3 separate regions of the Mus musculus genome follow, and regions 2 and 3 are each linked to region 1. A link is a loop called in an ENCODE intact Hi-C map of the cell type or tissue named here. Cell type or tissue: heart. All regions are shown on one strand.

Region 1 (2,500 bases):
AACAGCTGGAGCGCCAACCCATCCCTCATAGTCTTTGCCGGGCCCCTCTCACATGGGTGGCTACTGAGTGGATCACCCTAATGTGATCCCAGGAGTGGGGTCCCCAAGCCTATGGGGCTTGTCACCAGACTCCTTGTTAAGAGCTAAAAGCGACACACGGCTGCCTCGAGGAAAATCATTCTGGGTCGAGTATAACAGGTGCTCAGAGGCCAGACTGTGCGTGCCCAGCCAGCAAGAACCAACAAGAGGGCGGGCATGAACCCTAGAGGCAGAGGAGGATAGTATTAGGGCATGTAACCTTGACAGTGCAGCACCGGACGGTCCGGCTGGAACTGGCCTCCCTACGGGTCAGAGTGTCAGGATGGAAGCTCTCTCATTTGCAGATGTCCCTCCCTCTTCACCTCCAGATGCCTCTGTCCCAAGCTAAGCTGCCACCCAGGTGGCCAAGTTTCCACTCCCTCTCTGTTCCCCAGGAACCCCCACATTGTCCTCAACATTGACCTGGCCCCCACCATACTGGATATCGCTGGACTGGACATCCCTGCAGACATGGACGGGAAGTCTATTCTCAAACTACTGGACTCAGAGCGGCCAGTGAACCGGTGAGAAGGAGCAAGAGAGACCCAGGGAAGGAGGCTCCCTAGCCAGGGGGAACTCAACCACGGGGAACTGGGAAGGCCACTGGAATCAGGATCTAGGTGCCCCCCACTAACCCATGAGAGATTGAAGGACCAGCCCTCTCTGGGATTCTATCCTCCCATTTGGAGCTAAGGACCTTCCAAAGCTAAAAGGATGAAAAGCCCAAAGTTAACAGTAGCACTGTGCTGTGCCCCGGGCACTCCAGCACGTTGGCCCTCATAGTAACCCAGTAAAGGAAAGTTGTGTTCTCTGAATCCTAGAGAGATAGAGGATAACCAAGAAGTCAGACTCTTCGTCACAATGGCTATGACTTTTGTGGCCCTATTGATGGGTGGTGGGACTGACCGGGAGTGTGTTCCAGGTGTCCTGGGTGGCTGAAGGAAGCAGCAATGAAATGGGGAAAACAAAACAAGGAAGGTGGAAAGGAAGGTGGCTAGAGATGAGGAACCAGAAAGGCAGGAGCGACCCCTTGTGGTCAACAGTGAAACTGCCCCCTGGATAACAGATCTTTCTGTGAGCCTCTCCTAGACTTTCCTCCCAGGGGGCCCAGCCCTGAGATCTACAGGTGGCTGGTGGCCCTGTAAGGTCGGTACATCTTCCAACGAAGGGGGCTGGAAGGGTCTAAAATGGACACATGCAGAGTGTAGGGGCACAGGACACTTGAGAATCGGGGACCACAAGGGGTCGCTCCTGCCTTTCTGGTTCCTCATCTCTAGCCACCTTCCTTTCCACCTTCCTTTCTGTTTTTTTTTTTTTGTTTTTTTTTTTCCCCCATTTCATTGCTGCTTCCTTCAGCCACCCAGGACACCTGGAACACACTCCCGGTCAGTCCCACCACCCATCAATAGGGCCACAAAAGTCATAGCCATTGTGACGAAGAGTCTGACTTCTTGGTTATCTCATAGATCAGGAGAAATGACCCCCTGCAGGCACTCATTAGCCCAGAACTGGGCTCCTGAGAGACTCCAAAACTCACACACAAACACACACACACACGTGCAAATGCCCATGTAACTGTACCCATTTCAACCACAAAGAGGCATTCAGAACACATCTTGGAGAAGCAGCCCTGTCCCTGGGGTGTGGAAACCTTTCCAGTGTCACTCAATGACTGCCACTTGGCCCAGGGTATGGAGAACCTGTGGACAGGGCTGGGGACACGGGAACCCGGCAGACAGGATGCTGGACCTGCTTGTTTTCTAGGTTCCACTTGAAAAAGAAGCTGAGGGTCTGGCGAGACTCCTTCCTGGTGGAGAGAGGGTGAGTGCCGGCCGGGCAGGAAGACCCCCATGAGGAGTGGTCACAAGACTGTGGGAGGCTGAATAGTGCTGTGCTAGTGACTGGGTGACTCAGAGCTGTGTCCAAATTCCCTGTCACAATTGGGTGGCTCATGCAGAATTCGAATCTGGAGGCCACATGTCCCCATTCAACATACTTGGCAGAGCCTGTACGATGTCATCACTGTTCATTTAATCCTAACTCAGGCCATCTGGGATAGACAGCTCCTGTAGACTTCCCATTAAAACCCAGGTGCTCTCAAGCCACCAGCCACCCATCCTCCACAGTAGGTCTCCACAGAGCTATGCAGGGCCGGCAGCCTAGGCAAGCACAAGTTGCCCCAGGGCTCCACCCAGTTCAACCAGCCCCGCATCTCCCTCAGCAAACTGCTCCACAAGAGGGAGGGTGACAAAGTGAATGCCCAGGAGGAGAACTTCCTGCCCAAGTACCAGCGCGTGAAGGACCTGTGTCAGCGAGCTGAGTACCAGACAGCATGCGAACAGCTGGGGCAGGTGAGGAGATGGCGGATCTTCTGGGTCCTCTGGGGTGTGGTTGCCATGGTTACATGGGAGGCTCTGGTCCC
Region 2 (2,500 bases), 700 kb before region 1:
GGATTAAAGGCGTGCACCACCACGCCGGGCATACACCTTAATTCTTTAACTTTTGACTCCACCTGTCCTGCTGGAATATTTGTCTGATACTTAGGTCCAAACTGATTGCCAAGAGACTGCTCTTTAGATGATTTGGCTTTTTCACACAAATGTGTTTTGAAATTATATTTTGACCCAGGTGTGGTGATACATGCCTTTATTATCAGCACTTTAATATCAGAGGCAGGTGGATAATCTGTGAGTTTCAAGGCCAGCTTGATCTATAGAGGGAGTTCCAGGATAGCCAGGGCTACACAAAGAGACTCTGTCTCTAAAAACAAACAAACAAAAATTAAGGTATATTTTATTTATATGTGTGTTTGGCAAATGTATAATTGTGTACCTCATGGGTGCCTGGTGCCAGTGAAGGTCAAATAAAGAAACAGTTATGAGTTCCCTGGTAGCAGAACTGGAGCTATGGACCACTGTGAGCCAACATATGGGCACTGGGAATCAAACCCTGGACCTCTGGAAGAATAACAAGTGCTCTTAACCACGGAGCCATCTCTCCATCACCTTCCATCTTGCTTTTTTGAGATAGGCTTTCTCACTGAACTTCAGTGAGCCCCAGGGATCATGTCATCTCTGCTTACTCCTAACCCCAAGGGCGCCTCCGTGACTGTTGGAGATCTGGACTCACTGAACCATGTCCCCAGCCCCCTTGCAGCAGCTTTTGCCTCTCTCTCTCTCTCTCTCTCTCTCTCTCTCTCTCTCTCTCTCTCTCTCTCTCTCTCTTACTCCCTCCCTCCTTCCCTCTCTCTCCCCCACTGGATTTGGCCCTATAAAGTTGTCAGATTCTTCTAGATTTAGGTTCCGATGCTACCATTCAGCTCTTCAGGTTTGACAGTCGGGAAAGGTAGTCACTGAGATTTCCCCAAATTCTCCCTATATCATGTTGCTCCTGTCGGGTTCTCTTCTTTTGTAATAGCTGAGACACTTTTTTGGGGGGGGGGGTGGCGGAGGCAAGAACACTACCTAGTGTTCTTCTGCTTTTCATCATGTCAGGAGACATGGGGTGACAGTTTGTGCCACTTCTGGCGGCACCAGTTTCCCCCACTGTATCGCAAGCTGTTCTCTGATGTAAACCGTGATACTTGGGGTCTGAATGCCTTGTGACCCAATGCCCTTTCAAACCAGTGACTTAGGGCTCCTGACCTCGGGCCTCAGTTTGCTCGTCTAAAAAGTATTGACGCTGCCGCCTCAGCTACTAGTCTTGAGAAACGGTGTTTGGCCCACAATGAACACGCCATAGATGTCAGGACTCCAGGATGGAGACAAGCATGGGGGGAAAACTATGCTCTCTTTAGCTCCGGGGAGGAGAAAGCCTCTTAGGCAGTGTGACCACGCCCCTGTCGCACGCACGGCCTCCTGGGACCCGTAGTGCTGGGCGTGGCCTTGGAACTACAAATCCCAGCGATCCCCCGCGTCGCCACTCAGCTCCTCAGAGCACTGGTGGCCCACCAAGATGCCCGGGCTTAGTCGGTGTCGGTATCCCGGACCGAGTCCGGGTCGATAGCCCGGAGGGAGCAGCTAGTTTCCTCTTGGGAGCCGCGCTGAGGAAGGTTTCGCGACCAGCAGGAACAGGAGGATGCAGGGGTTTGAGATCTGTGTGGGGTGGATGTGGGTTCTCCAGTGTGTACAGGCTTGATGTTGAGAGAGAGGTCTGTCCTCTGCGAGTGGATGCTGTGTCTGTGGTCTGTGCCAAGTGAATATGGAATGTGTGAAGTGGATGCAGGGTCTGTGGCGAGTGTTGGGTGAGTGCGCGGTGGATGCGGCGTATGGGGCGGAGGCGATGTGTGTGGTATGGAGACTTTGCGGAGGAAGAGTTTGAGGCAGGTGCGGGGTGGAAGCGAATCTGCATTTCTGTATGGAATGAGTGCAGGGTAGATTCGGGGTCTGCCCTGCATGCGTGGTGGGTACAGTTTCTGCCGTCAGGTATCACCTCTCACCGTGGTCTCTTTCATTCCCCAATCGTCAGTCTTGCTTCATTCGTTGATTCTATTTACAAGAGTTTTAAATGAATCGAGTCCGCACAGCCTGTGAGAGAAGCACAGGCCAGTGCTACTTCCTAGGCAGCTTGGTGGTAACTTTCTCTTTTGTCCTTTGGGTGAGAAAACTGATCGGAACAGCACCCTAACGACCATACCTGTTCTGTGCCAGGGCATGCTAACCACTCTGATAACTAATCAAGGAGTAAAAGACATCGGTGGTCATGGAAAAGAAGTTATCAGAAATTGGTGAGATGGCTAAGCAGGTAAAGGCGATTGCACCAAGCCTGGTCACCTGAGTTCCATCCCTGAGACTCAGATGGTGGAAGGAGGAGAAATGATAGATGCAAGTTGTCCCTAAGTGTCACCTCCCTGAGTAGATAAGTAAACGTAATTTAAAATATTTTAAAGTGCAAGACAGGGGCTGGAGAGATAGCTCAGTGGTTGAGAGCACATTCTGTTCTTCCAGAGGA
Region 3 (2,500 bases), 240 kb before region 1:
ACCAACCTGCCCATGTCTCTTTGCCTTACCCTTCGCCAACCCCTCATGCTTATCCTAGCCATCTTCCTTTCCCTCAGACCTGGTGGGTTCTATGCAGTCTCTGTGTCTTCCTGTCTTTTCCTCTTCTGTGTCCCCTGAGGCTGAGACTCTACTGACCAGCCCTAAGAAGACTCCACAGCTGCCAGTGCCTGGGACCAAGACTGCAGCAGGGACCAGCAGCTCCCGGTCGCTGTTCTCTTCCCTCAGCTAGTACCATTTATTTCACCATTGCACCTGGGGGCAGACAAGATAGCTCTGTTGGTGGAGTGCTTGCCTGGCAAGCATGAGACCTGAGTTTGCTCCCTGGCACTCATACAGTGTGGTGGCGAGTGCTTGTAATCCCAGCACGGGGGAGGCAGAGACTGTCAGAACCTGAAATGTGTTCATATACACAAATATGAAGCACACATATAAAATCTACCTTCAAGTCATACGTGGTGCTGTGTGGCCATCTCTACCAGCCGCCCACAGAATCCTTCATGTAACAAAACTGGAACTCTAACCAAATATCTGCATTTGCTCTCCACCTTACCAAGCCCGGGACATCCACCCTCAACTTCCCGTCCCTATGAAAATACCCATGTAGGTACATCATGGGAGAGGAGTCGTACAGAGTTTGCCTTCATGAGACTGGCTGGTTTCGCTGTACCATAACCCTTCACCCATTTGACTTCTCTCCCTTTTGGGAACGGAATACTACTTTACCATGTGGGTAGGTCACATTTTCTTTGTTTGCTCACTGAGCAAGGGGCACTTGCATGATATTTAACGCTGAGGACACCGGCGCATGCGTGTGCACACGTTGCCTTCCATTGTGGAAATCAGTTCTTTGGAATGGGATGGAGTGGGTGAATCACATTGTGTGTTAGTTAGGTTCCCTAGAGGAAGGGATCTGTTTTGTTAGAGTGGCTTAAACAGCATCACCTGCGAAGACCAACAATGACTGGCTCACACGGAAAGACCTGGAAGGCATGAGGTTGGATGCTCTTGCAGGTCCAATCTGACCCTGATGGCCTGGAAGAGGCCCGGAGAGCTGCTGAGTTTCAGTCCATTGCTACAGCAATGGGATAGATGAACCAGCCAGCAAGAGGAAGAGCAAGCAGGAGAAAAACAGCTTCCTTCTTCTGAGTCCCCCATCCCGTGCCACCAGAAGGCGCCACCCACGTGTTTCAGATAATCCAATCAAGAAAAGCCCGGAGCTTGCCTCTTAGTTGGTTCCAGATCCAGACAAGTTGTTTCCTCCTTGGTGCATGGGGTAAGCCTGGAGCCTCATGGGGGCTTGGCAGCTGTTAGTCTCACTTCTATGTGGAGCTGCCATACTGCTTCCAGTGGTGACCTTGCTATTTTACAGTCCCATCATCAGTGTGTAAGATTTACCAGTCTCCACATCCTTATCCCAAACTCATTATTTTCTGCTTGTGTTTGTTTCCATAGCAGCCCTCCTAGTGAGGGTGAGAGCAGCTTCTCAGCCTCGCTAGTGATTTTTAAGATTTTATTATTTTTATTTAGTGTGCAAAGGACTCACCTGCATGCATGTATGTGCACCGTGAGTGTGCAATATCCTTTGAGGTCTTTTCTGAGGAGTAGGATCCCCTGGGACTGGAGTTTCAGACAGCTGGTAGCTGCCCCGTGAGTGCTGGGAACTGAACCTGGGGCTTCTGGAGGAGCGGCCGGTGCTCTTAACCTTTGGGCCCCCTCTGGCATTTTAAATTAAAACTCCCCAGAGTTTTCAATTTCCATCCTTGATGGTGAGTGAGGGGTACTAGAAGTGTGCTTATCTTTCTTGGAGAAATATCCATCCAAGGCGTACCGCCTTTCTTGTCCGTCACTTTCAGTCTTTAGTCTTCATTCAGCAAGTATCTCTTAAGCATCCATTGCGTCAGACGGCATTCTTTGTGTTAAAGATACGACAATGACCTAGACAAGAAATAAAAAAATAAAGTAAAATCAATCAAAAGAATAAATCAAATCAAAGGCCATGCCTCTACAACGCCAACAATCTTCATCTACTTATAACATGATTCCTGCCGCTGGGGGTGGTGTGGAATGGAGTCATGCCTGTGACCCTCTAGAAAAGGCTGGGTACCAGTCAGCCTCCCTCCTGTGCTCACCCATTTTTCCTCCCCTGCTCTCCCCCTACCCGTAGTCTCTCCACAATCTCTCCCCCCCCCCACAACCCCCGTGATGGTGGTGCCGAGAATTGAACCTATGGACTTCAGAATGCTAGGCAAGCCCTCTACTAGTGAACCTTGCCTCCAGCTCTTTTGTTCACTGTATATTTTAGACAGGGTCGAGATAAGTTGCCCAGGCAGGGTCTGAACTCAGCCTGTAGTCCCGATGGGCCTGACCACGCCAGCTCCAGGCTGCTGCTACCTTGTCTTTTTTTTTTTTTTCTGTCCTTGCTCTCTCCTCTTGGCTCCCTCTCTGGTCTTCTCTCGTGCACACCATTTTGGCTCCCTTC

The links. Hi-C counts contacts between places; a loop is a spot of excess contacts. Peaks named below come from ENCODE experiments on the same cell type or tissue, not always from the same donor. Only the 100,000 strongest peaks of a DNase experiment are listed, where the experiment ranks them.
Region 2: it touches region 1 in a loop (2.4-fold over the local background); 18 of 42 quality-filtered maps call a loop at or near these places.
Region 3: it touches region 1 in a loop (2.2-fold over the local background); 2 of 42 quality-filtered maps call a loop at or near these places.

The regions. Positions count from the first base shown.
Region 1 is chr2:166,083,785-166,086,284 of GRCm38, reverse strand. It overlaps Sulf2 (sulfatase 2), which reads left to right. Exons shown (of 21, transcript NM_028072.5): 8 at 474-602; 9 at 1,843-1,899; 10 at 2,300-2,429. Among named protein-coding and RNA genes, the nearest start is that of Gm52534, 35 kb to the left of the region's middle. In heart, a CTCF peak has its summit at 1,136 (motif pointing left); DNase peaks (open chromatin) are centred at 1,134 and 1,974.
Region 2 is chr2:166,785,742-166,788,241 of GRCm38, reverse strand. No RefSeq gene overlaps it. Among named protein-coding and RNA genes, the nearest start is that of Trp53rkb, 6.8 kb to the left of the region's middle. In heart, a CTCF peak has its summit at 1,483; a DNase peak (open chromatin) is centred at 1,431; H3K4me3 peaks cover 1,637 bases; H3K27ac peaks cover 1,148 bases; H3K27me3 peaks cover 313 bases.
Region 3 is chr2:166,325,860-166,328,359 of GRCm38, reverse strand. No RefSeq gene overlaps it. Among named protein-coding and RNA genes, the nearest start is that of Gm30733, 41 kb to the right of the region's middle. In heart, no CTCF peak of the experiment used is centred here; a DNase peak (open chromatin) is centred at 1,229; H3K27ac peaks cover 258 bases.